Regions from separate parts of the Homo sapiens genome. Here region 1 is linked to region 2. Evidence: chromatin loops called from intact Hi-C (ENCODE). Cell type or tissue: heart right ventricle. All regions are shown on one strand. Links, peaks and the distances in the headings refer to the core of each region. The heading gives the core; the rest is flanking DNA.

The links. Hi-C counts contacts between places; a loop is a spot of excess contacts. Peaks named below come from ENCODE experiments on the same cell type or tissue, not always from the same donor. Only the 100,000 strongest peaks of a DNase experiment are listed, where the experiment ranks them.
Region 1: a loop joins it to region 2, with 3 times the contacts of the local background. A loop is called at or near these places in 29 of 110 quality-filtered maps.

What each region holds. Positions count from the first base shown.
Region 1 is chr5:64,213,231-64,217,567 of GRCh38, reverse strand. It overlaps RNF180 (ring finger protein 180), which reads right to left. Exons shown (of 8, transcript NM_001113561.2): 4 at 3,051-4,010; 5 at 172-207. Among named protein-coding and RNA genes, the nearest start is that of RNF180, 50 kb to the right of the region's middle. In heart right ventricle, for the core only: no CTCF peak of the experiment used is centred there; no DNase peak of the experiment used is centred there; H3K27ac peaks cover 411 bases.
Region 2 is chr5:64,072,218-64,076,554 of GRCh38, reverse strand. No RefSeq gene overlaps it. Among named protein-coding and RNA genes, the nearest start is that of RNF180, 91 kb to the left of the region's middle. In heart right ventricle, for the core only: a CTCF peak has its summit at 1,836 (motif pointing left); no DNase peak of the experiment used is centred there.

The sequences.
Region 1 (4,337 bases), core at 147-4,146, 140 kb before region 2:
ATACAACTGTCTATGTATTTGAATGACTAAAATTTTAAAACACTGAGAATACCAGTGCTTGCTTTCAAGGACGCACAGAAAATGGAAGTCTTTGCTGCTTGGAATGCAAAATGGTACAGCCATTCTGGAAAACAATTTGACAATTTCTCATATAAGTAAATATATACTTACCATATGATCCAGCAATCCCACTCCTGAGTATTTACCCTAGAGAAATAAAAAATTAGGTTCACACAAAAATAAGCACATGAATGTCTGTAAAAGTTCTATTCATAATTTGCAAAACCTAAAACAATCCACTTGTCCTTCAGCAGCTGAATGGATAAACTGTGGATCATTCATACAATGGAATACTACTGAGCAATAAAAAAGAACAAACTATAAATATATGCAAACAACTTGCATGAATCTATAGGCAATTTTACTGAGTAAAAGAGGCCAGTCTCAAGGTTGTATACTATAGGATTCTATATTTTAACAGTATATTAATATTTTACAACATTATCAAAAAGACAAAACTAAAATAATGGAGAACACATCAGTGGTTTTCAGGGATTAGGGACGGGATGAGCATGTGATTATAAAGGTATATAGCACAAGAGAGTTTTGAGAGTGATCAAAATGTTCTGTATGTCCATTGTGTTGGTCATTATATAAACCTTTACATGTGTGTAAGTCATAAAGCTGTATGTAGAGAATAATTTTATTGCATGATAATTTAAAAAATAAAAATGAAAAACAAAAGGACTATGCTGGATAAAAAAGAGGTTTGCTGGTTAAATGTGGCTCAGTGCTACGTCTTTCCCCAAAGTAGATGCTCAATTAACTTTTGCTAAACAAAAACCCTGAAAACTGGCTGTAATGTCTGCTTTAATATCAATCTCATTTACATCCCTAAGATTCAAATATTTAAATAACTTTCTGTACTGTCATTAATACTTTCTGTCATGGCATAGATTACTGAAAGATGTCTAGCTTACAAACATTTATTAAAAACTTCAAGTGAAAGTTGGAAATCCAGATATATCAACCAATTATTTTAAATTTTTAAAAAACTATCATTAATAATAGTAACTTTTACTTTACATATTGTATGTTTATCCTCATTTTAAAAAGGGCAAGATTGATCTGTACTGAAGTCATTACTCAAAGACACAGTATCACAAACAAGCTTTAGTAAGTGTTTACATAATCTTTATTAAATATGGAATGAACTGCACAGCTATGCCATTAATTTATCTCAGATATTTACTCTTTCTAGGATTTGTCTTTTTGCTTGAATTAGCAAAACAGACTTAAAAATTGTAATTATTCTGGTTCTAACTGCGATGTATACTTATATCACTAACACAAAATTTCTGTGCTGCCATACACTTTAAAATTTACTGTGCTAAATAAACACTGGGTATTTGTTTGCCTGTAGCTTCTGTGCTACCAATCAAACTCTGTAGGATCCTGCCATGTCACTCCCTACACTGACCTGTGACAACAGGTCTAAGACTCATTAATTCTGATCAATTAAGCTATATCATATGTATGTGAATGAATACAAATAACTTCATCTATACAAAAAAAAAACACATTAACTTTGTACTTGCTTTGCTCTAAACTGTGTATAAGAGTATTCCTATGATGGAAAATGATCAATCATGTAGCTGAGGTTTTCAAAACTACCTAGCCTAAGAATTAAACACATTTTTAAATTGCAGATGTTATCTGCATATATTTACAGTACAAAGTATAATTTTCATACTTCTTTTTCATTTCTATTTGCTACAGATTTTAGAGCCCTCCACATTACATTAATCATTTTGAAAATATTCTTTCTGAATATTCACTTAACATATGATCACTTCCAATTTACCTATGTATAGCTCGAGTCTCAATGAAAATTTTGAATTTTACAGTTTAAGTTAAACTATGAAGTATGTTATAATGATGCTAAAACACATTCATTTTTTACATTCTGTAATATATACTTTGATGTCACATTATACTATCACTTGTAAACAAACCAAACTGAAATGCGTTTTAGCAACCAAAAATATAATAAAAAATTACCTATAGAAATAATTATACTATGTAACTGAAAGATGACAAAAACACTCAATCTGAAGCATTCAATGCAGTAGTTTTATTTCATTGAGTCAAAACTAGAATAAGCCATAATGAGTTCACTTAACTATTTTTAAAAGAAAAAACTAATATATCAAGTTGCAGCTTTCTGTATTTTAGTTCTGTTTACAACACACTGATTAATAAGGACACTATTATGAATAAGTAGATAATAAAGTCAATTTGCAAAAAAAAAAGTTTATTCAGAAACATATTGGTTCGAACTTTCAAATGTTCATGAGCATCTCATCCATTGGCTTTAATTGCTTTCTTTCCACAGCACCTAACATTTACTGTTCAGTTCCTTCGCACATCCTACTCTGGAGCATATTACTATGGGTACTGAAGTAGATCAAATCATAGAGAAGCATAGTCTCCTACGAAATTACAATAAGGGTAAATTACCCTTTAGATAATTTTCACAATTTAGCACAGTTAATCATAACTAGATCGTGTGAGCCCATGATTAAGGCTTCTTGAAATACCCACTTAAGCTATTATAAATGTGATGAAAAGTGAATGACTTTGTCACCTGATTGAATTTACTGAAACATTTTTTCAACCCAAAATTTAAAAAAAACATTTTTTCAACCCAAAATAAAACCGCTGCAAAACAATCCTAATATGTCATACATTTAAAATATAGTAAAAAACAATCCAGTGTTAATTAGAGATTAATATCCCTCTAAAATATTAGAATTGCGAAAAATTGCACAAAAGAGGTTTTTTCTAAACATGCATGAAGCATAGAGACTGGGTTATACATGCCAATTATAATATGGCTGCATGATTACTGAGTGCACTCAGAGAGAAATAGCATTTCCAGAATTACTAAAACCAAGTTTTTATTATACAGATGTTGAAAGTTAGCTCCACTCCCCAAACTCCAGTATTTATAATACAGATTTTTAGTAAACTCTTTTGAAAAATATTACCTGCTTCTGTAGCCATCTTTCACGCCTTCGTTGTTTCCTTCTTAGATTCTTCAACTTGCTCCTTTCTCTCTTATTAAGCCTCTGATTAATGCTGCCCAATGAAAAATTGGCTGAGTGCAGGAAGTCCAGAGGGGAGAGGTGCTCTTCCTGGTCTGAGGCCTCCGGCATGCTCCTGCCAGCTGAGGGCAGGTCCATCAGGAAAGTCAGATTGTTAGTATTAGTATGGTCAGAATACACTGAAGCAGCTTCTAGACCACACTGAAATTCTCCTCCTCTTTGTGTCTGGGTCTCATGGGGGGCCACTGAAAATCTTTGCAGCAGCATACTAGGATCAAAACTGGATGGATTCTGAAAGGAATAGCTATTTTTACTAGATTGTAAAGGCAAGCCTGAAAGGTCAATAGGCTGTGTTTCATTTAGTCTGGAATAGGCAGTAGTCTTACTATGTATTTCATATAAAGTGGGTAATAAAGTCAGTTTCTCACTGATGTTCAGATCCAAACTATGTGATTTTCTATGAAAAGCTCTTGTAGCGCATCTGCCAGTCACAAGCTGGGGAACAAAAAGCTGGTATTTTGGTTCTGATGCTTTGGACAGCAGTTTTTCGTTCTTCATCTCAAAATATGTTGGTCGCACCTCCAGGCAGAGTGCTTCTGTTAATCTTCCAGGGTCATTATTATTTCGGGCCATGTTTAAAAGCCTGTGATTTCTGTTTTCAGAGCCACCACCTGTCAGCAGAGCTTCCTTGTCACAACCTGACTGAACTCTAGGATGTGACAAGTATTTCACTGATGGTCTCATTAGTCTGCCTGCCTGTGTTGGCTGATAATCAGTCCGGCTCTTGGAGAGATGTACAGCTGCAAGCTGGCCACAGGAACATTTTGGAGTGCTGACAAAATTAAAGCCCCCTAAACGGGCCCCACAGAAAGGACAATTCAGTTTTCCAACTGTCCACTGGGCCTACAGGTAATAAAGAAGAATAAAGACAGTGCTTTCATTATAAAGTAACTGAAGAGAAATTTTTTTTTCTTTAAAGCCAGCCACATGAAAGTTTTCTATGCCACAGAAAAGGCTAGCTTTCTGTTTTCTGATTAGTAGACTGAACAGCAAATAAAACAAGCCTTCCAAGAAATAAAGATAAGCAGCGCCAAAGTTCTAGAATGATAACATATTGCAAATCATGCCCATCCAAACAATATTCCTAAGAATTCTAAATGAGAGTCTCTTGAACAATAGGTTGAATATGGATACAGTGTGAACTAAAGAAAAATATGCTATGGAACCAGG
Region 2 (4,337 bases), core at 270-4,269:
CTTCTTATAAAAACAGTATTTAGTTTAAAAACTTATTTTTATTTTATTTTATTTTTTAAAATTTGAGACAGAGTTTTACACTGTCAGCCAGGCTGGAGCGCAGTAGCACGATCTCCACTCACTGCAACCTCCGCCTCCTGGTTCAAGCAATTCTCCTGCCTCAGCCTCCTGAGTAGCTGGGATTACAGGCACCTGCCACCATGCCCGGCTAATTTTTTTTGTATTTTCAGTAGAGACAGGGTTTTACTATGTTGGCCAGGCTGGCCTTGAACTCCTGACCTCAAGATCCGCCTGCCTCGGCCTCCCAAAAAAAAACTTATTTCTTAATAGACCCCAATGGTTGAATGAAATCCTCTGTCTTTTTACTTTTCCTAGGATTACATTTTCTGTGCAATCTCCTAATGAGAAGGCCTGAGGTCTATAAGATGAGAAAGAGCCAATTCTTAAGAAAATCAGGTTTAGAAGTATTAAACAGGAGATGATTATTGTGCCCTTAAAATAAAGGGGGACAGTAGAAAGTTAATCCATAAAATAAATTTGATTTTACAAAATGTATGTGTACATGTTTATATTCACTAAAAAGTCTTAGTTTTTTTTTTTTGTCTTTAGAATGCTTTTGCTGGTAGTTGCCTTTTCATACACAAAATAATTTCAGGCAATAATTTACTAGGCCTATTTATCATTAAATTAGGGTAGTTCCAGAAATCCTTCCCTCAAAATGTTACACAAAATTGGCACATTCAAAATATTACTTGTAAACCCAGAAACTGATTTCAGAAAAATATCAATCTATAAGCCCCTAAACACCCACCCATCCAACCAATCAACAAACCAATGAAATTATGTTTATAAATCAGCCCGTCAAACTCTTAGACAGCCAAGTGCAATTATATTTAACATGAAATTATATAGGAACTATTAGGCAAGGCAACAAACAACTAACAAAACAAAATTAAACAAAAAATCCCTCCTAAACATCCCTGTAGAAGTTTGTTGTTATAGATGCCATACATCTATGAACAATTCTAATCCCACAGATTGGAAACACCAGAATTTACCTTAAAAAATATATATATGTGTGTGTGTGTATATATATATATATTTGATAAGATATATATATTTGATAAGATATATATTTAATAAAATATTTATATTGATATATATATATTTGAGACAGGGTCTTGCTCTGTCGCCCAGGCTGGAGTGCAGTGGCATGATCTTGGCTCACTGCAACATCCACCTCCTGGGTTCAAGCAATTATCCTGCCTCAGCCTCCTGAATAGCTGGGATTTCAGGCATGCATCACCATGCTCAGCTAATTTTTTGTATTTTTAGTAGAGACAGGGTCTCACTATGTTGGCCAGGCTGGTCTCGAACTCCTGGCCTCAAGTGATCTGCCCGCCTCAGCTTCCCAAAGTGCTGGGATTACAGGCGTGAGCCACCAAGCCCAGCCAATACATATTTTATTTTAAAACTAATCTCTGGAAGTACAGTGTGTTTGGGGGTAACTGATTGCATTTGTATCCTCTTAATTTATACATATATTATTAATTATAAAAATGATGTAACCACATTTCCAAAATTTGAGATGAGGGAAACCAAAACACACTAATAATTGTTTCACTCAACTCAATCACTGTATCACATATTTCAAAGAAAAGGAAACCTCTTTTCTTAGGGATAGTGAGGAAGGTCATATTTCCTGGAGCGTACTTGGAGGTATGCTTAGGAGGTACCACCATTGCTGATCTGTTAACATCTCATTCCTGTATGTTGGTGATGACAACAAGTCACTGTTGTGATTGCCGTCCTCTTTTGTAATATCCCCACCTGCTGGTACTTTAGGAGATTGCCCCCAAAAGCCTTTGAAAGCAGGAAACACCATATCAGGTTTATTATTGTTGTTGTTATTGTTATTATTATTATTTTGAGACAGGGTCTTACTCTGTCACCCAGGGTCACTGCAGCCTTGACCTCCTGGGCTCAAGCAGTCCTCCCATCTCAGCCTCCTAAGTATGTGGGACCATAGGCACACACCACCAAGCTCAGCTATATATATATATATATATATATATATATATATATATATATATATATATATATTTTTTTTTTTTTTTTTGTAGAGATGAGATCTATGTTGCCAAGGCAGTTCTCACACTCCTGGGCTCAAGAGATCCTCCTACTTAGGCCTCTCAAACAGCTGGGATTATAGGCGTGAGCCACTGCACCTGGCATGTGTTTTTATTATTAGTTTGAATTGTAGACTATTCCTACTTGATTTCGGATAACACACACCAGACATTTATAGAACCTGATAGCCTTCATTTCATTTTAGGCACTGTTTAGTATCTTATAACCTTCCCTGTACAATTTGGAGACCTGCTTCTGTCACTTTTGGGTGTGGAACATTTTGTCTTTTTTCCTTCCTTGGAATTCAAATTCTTTGAAAGGAAAGTATATACTTCAAAAAATATACTTAATACATAACCTTGACTGACTCATTGGTCCATACAATAATATTTTTACAACATAAAGGAAGCACATATTTAAAAGACAAAAAATTAACAGATGTTGGCAAGGATGCAGAGAAAAGGGAATGCTTACACACTGTTGGTGGGAATGTCAACTAGTACAACCTCTATGGAAAACAGTAGGGGGGTTTCTCAAAGAACTAAAAATAGAACTAGCATTCTATCTAGCAATCCCACTACTGGGTATCTACCTAAAGGAAAAGAAACCATTATATCAAAAAGATACCTGTACTTGTATGTTTATTGCAGCACTATTCATAATAGCAAAGATATGCAATCAACTTGAGTGTCCATCAATGGATGATTGAATTTAAAATGTGGCAGATATCAACAATGGAATACTATTCAGTCATAAAAAAAGAATAAAATCATATCTTTTGCAGCAACGTACATGGAACTGGAGGCCATTATATTAAGTGAAACAACTCAGACACCGAAAGTTAAATACCACGTGTTCTCACTTATAAGTGGGAGCTAAATAATGTGTATACATGGACATAGACTGTGGAATAATACACATTGGACATGAAGGGAGGAAGGGTGGGAGGGGCCTGAGAGATGAGAAATTACTTAATGGCTACAATATGAATTATTCAGGTGATGGTTACACTAAAAGCCCAGACTTTACCCCATGTAATATATCCACGTAACAAAATGGCACCTGTACTCCTTAAATTTATAAAAATACAATAACATGAAATGCAAAAAAGTATAAAGGAAGTACTAAAATTTCAATGCAACATGATAACTGATATACCTCTTTAGAGATAAACATTTGCTATCATTTCTCTGTAACTTGGTTTCCCCCCATGTAAAGGGAGCCACCAAACTTGATCTACCAGCAATCTACAAACTTACTTAGCCTCTTGCAATCAGAACCTAGCTGCTTTTCCTCTTTGCTAAAACTGAAGCTTCTGTTTCTTGGTTTCCCCTCCTTTTCACTATTCAGCCCACAACAATCTGATTTCTATTCCTACTACTCCATTAAAACTGCTCTTGCTAGGGTGACTAGCCAACATTTTCTTGCTAAATCCAATAAACATGCTCAATTCTTATTTAATGGACCTTTTGAAAACAATCTATACTGTGGACCATTCACTTTTTCCTGGAACATTGTGTCTCCAGTTTTCAAGTGCAATATCTTTCTGGGTTTCCTCTTTTCTCTCCGGCACTCTCTTCTTCATGTCTTTTAAGTCTCCTTCTCTGCCAGATGTTCGATTGTTTTTCAGGGATGTCTGACCTCATCCTCCAGCCCTCATACTTTATACATCTTTCCTGGAAATGGCTTCAGTATTCATCCTGATGCCCTAGCCAAAAAGCTGACCTTCATCCTTCCCTTTTCCACACTCTCCCATTCAATTATCAAACCAATTCTATTTTCCAACCCTATTTTCATCTACTCAGTATTTTCTGTCCTTGCTGTTACTTCCTAGTTCCAGCACCAACCTTTTTTGCCTGGATTACTTTTCTCAGGTTTGTTCCCTCTGCCACCCTCAGGATAAAGTCTAAAATCTTTAACACAGTTTACAAAGTTGCAATTAATTTTCAGCCTTAACTCACTATGTCTTCCAGCACACTCTGTGTTCTCACCACTGTGAAATGACATTCCTGTAGTGGGCTATGCACTGTAACCTCTAGTAGCTAAACTATCATTTAGTAGTTGCACATGTTGACCCCTGCACTTAGAATACACTTCCCTTCAATGCGTCCCCATTCACTTGCTTGTCTCTATTTTTTTTTTTTTTTTTTGAGTTTCAGCCTAGATGTTACTTTCTTTAGAGGAAATCTTCCCTAAAAATTTTCACT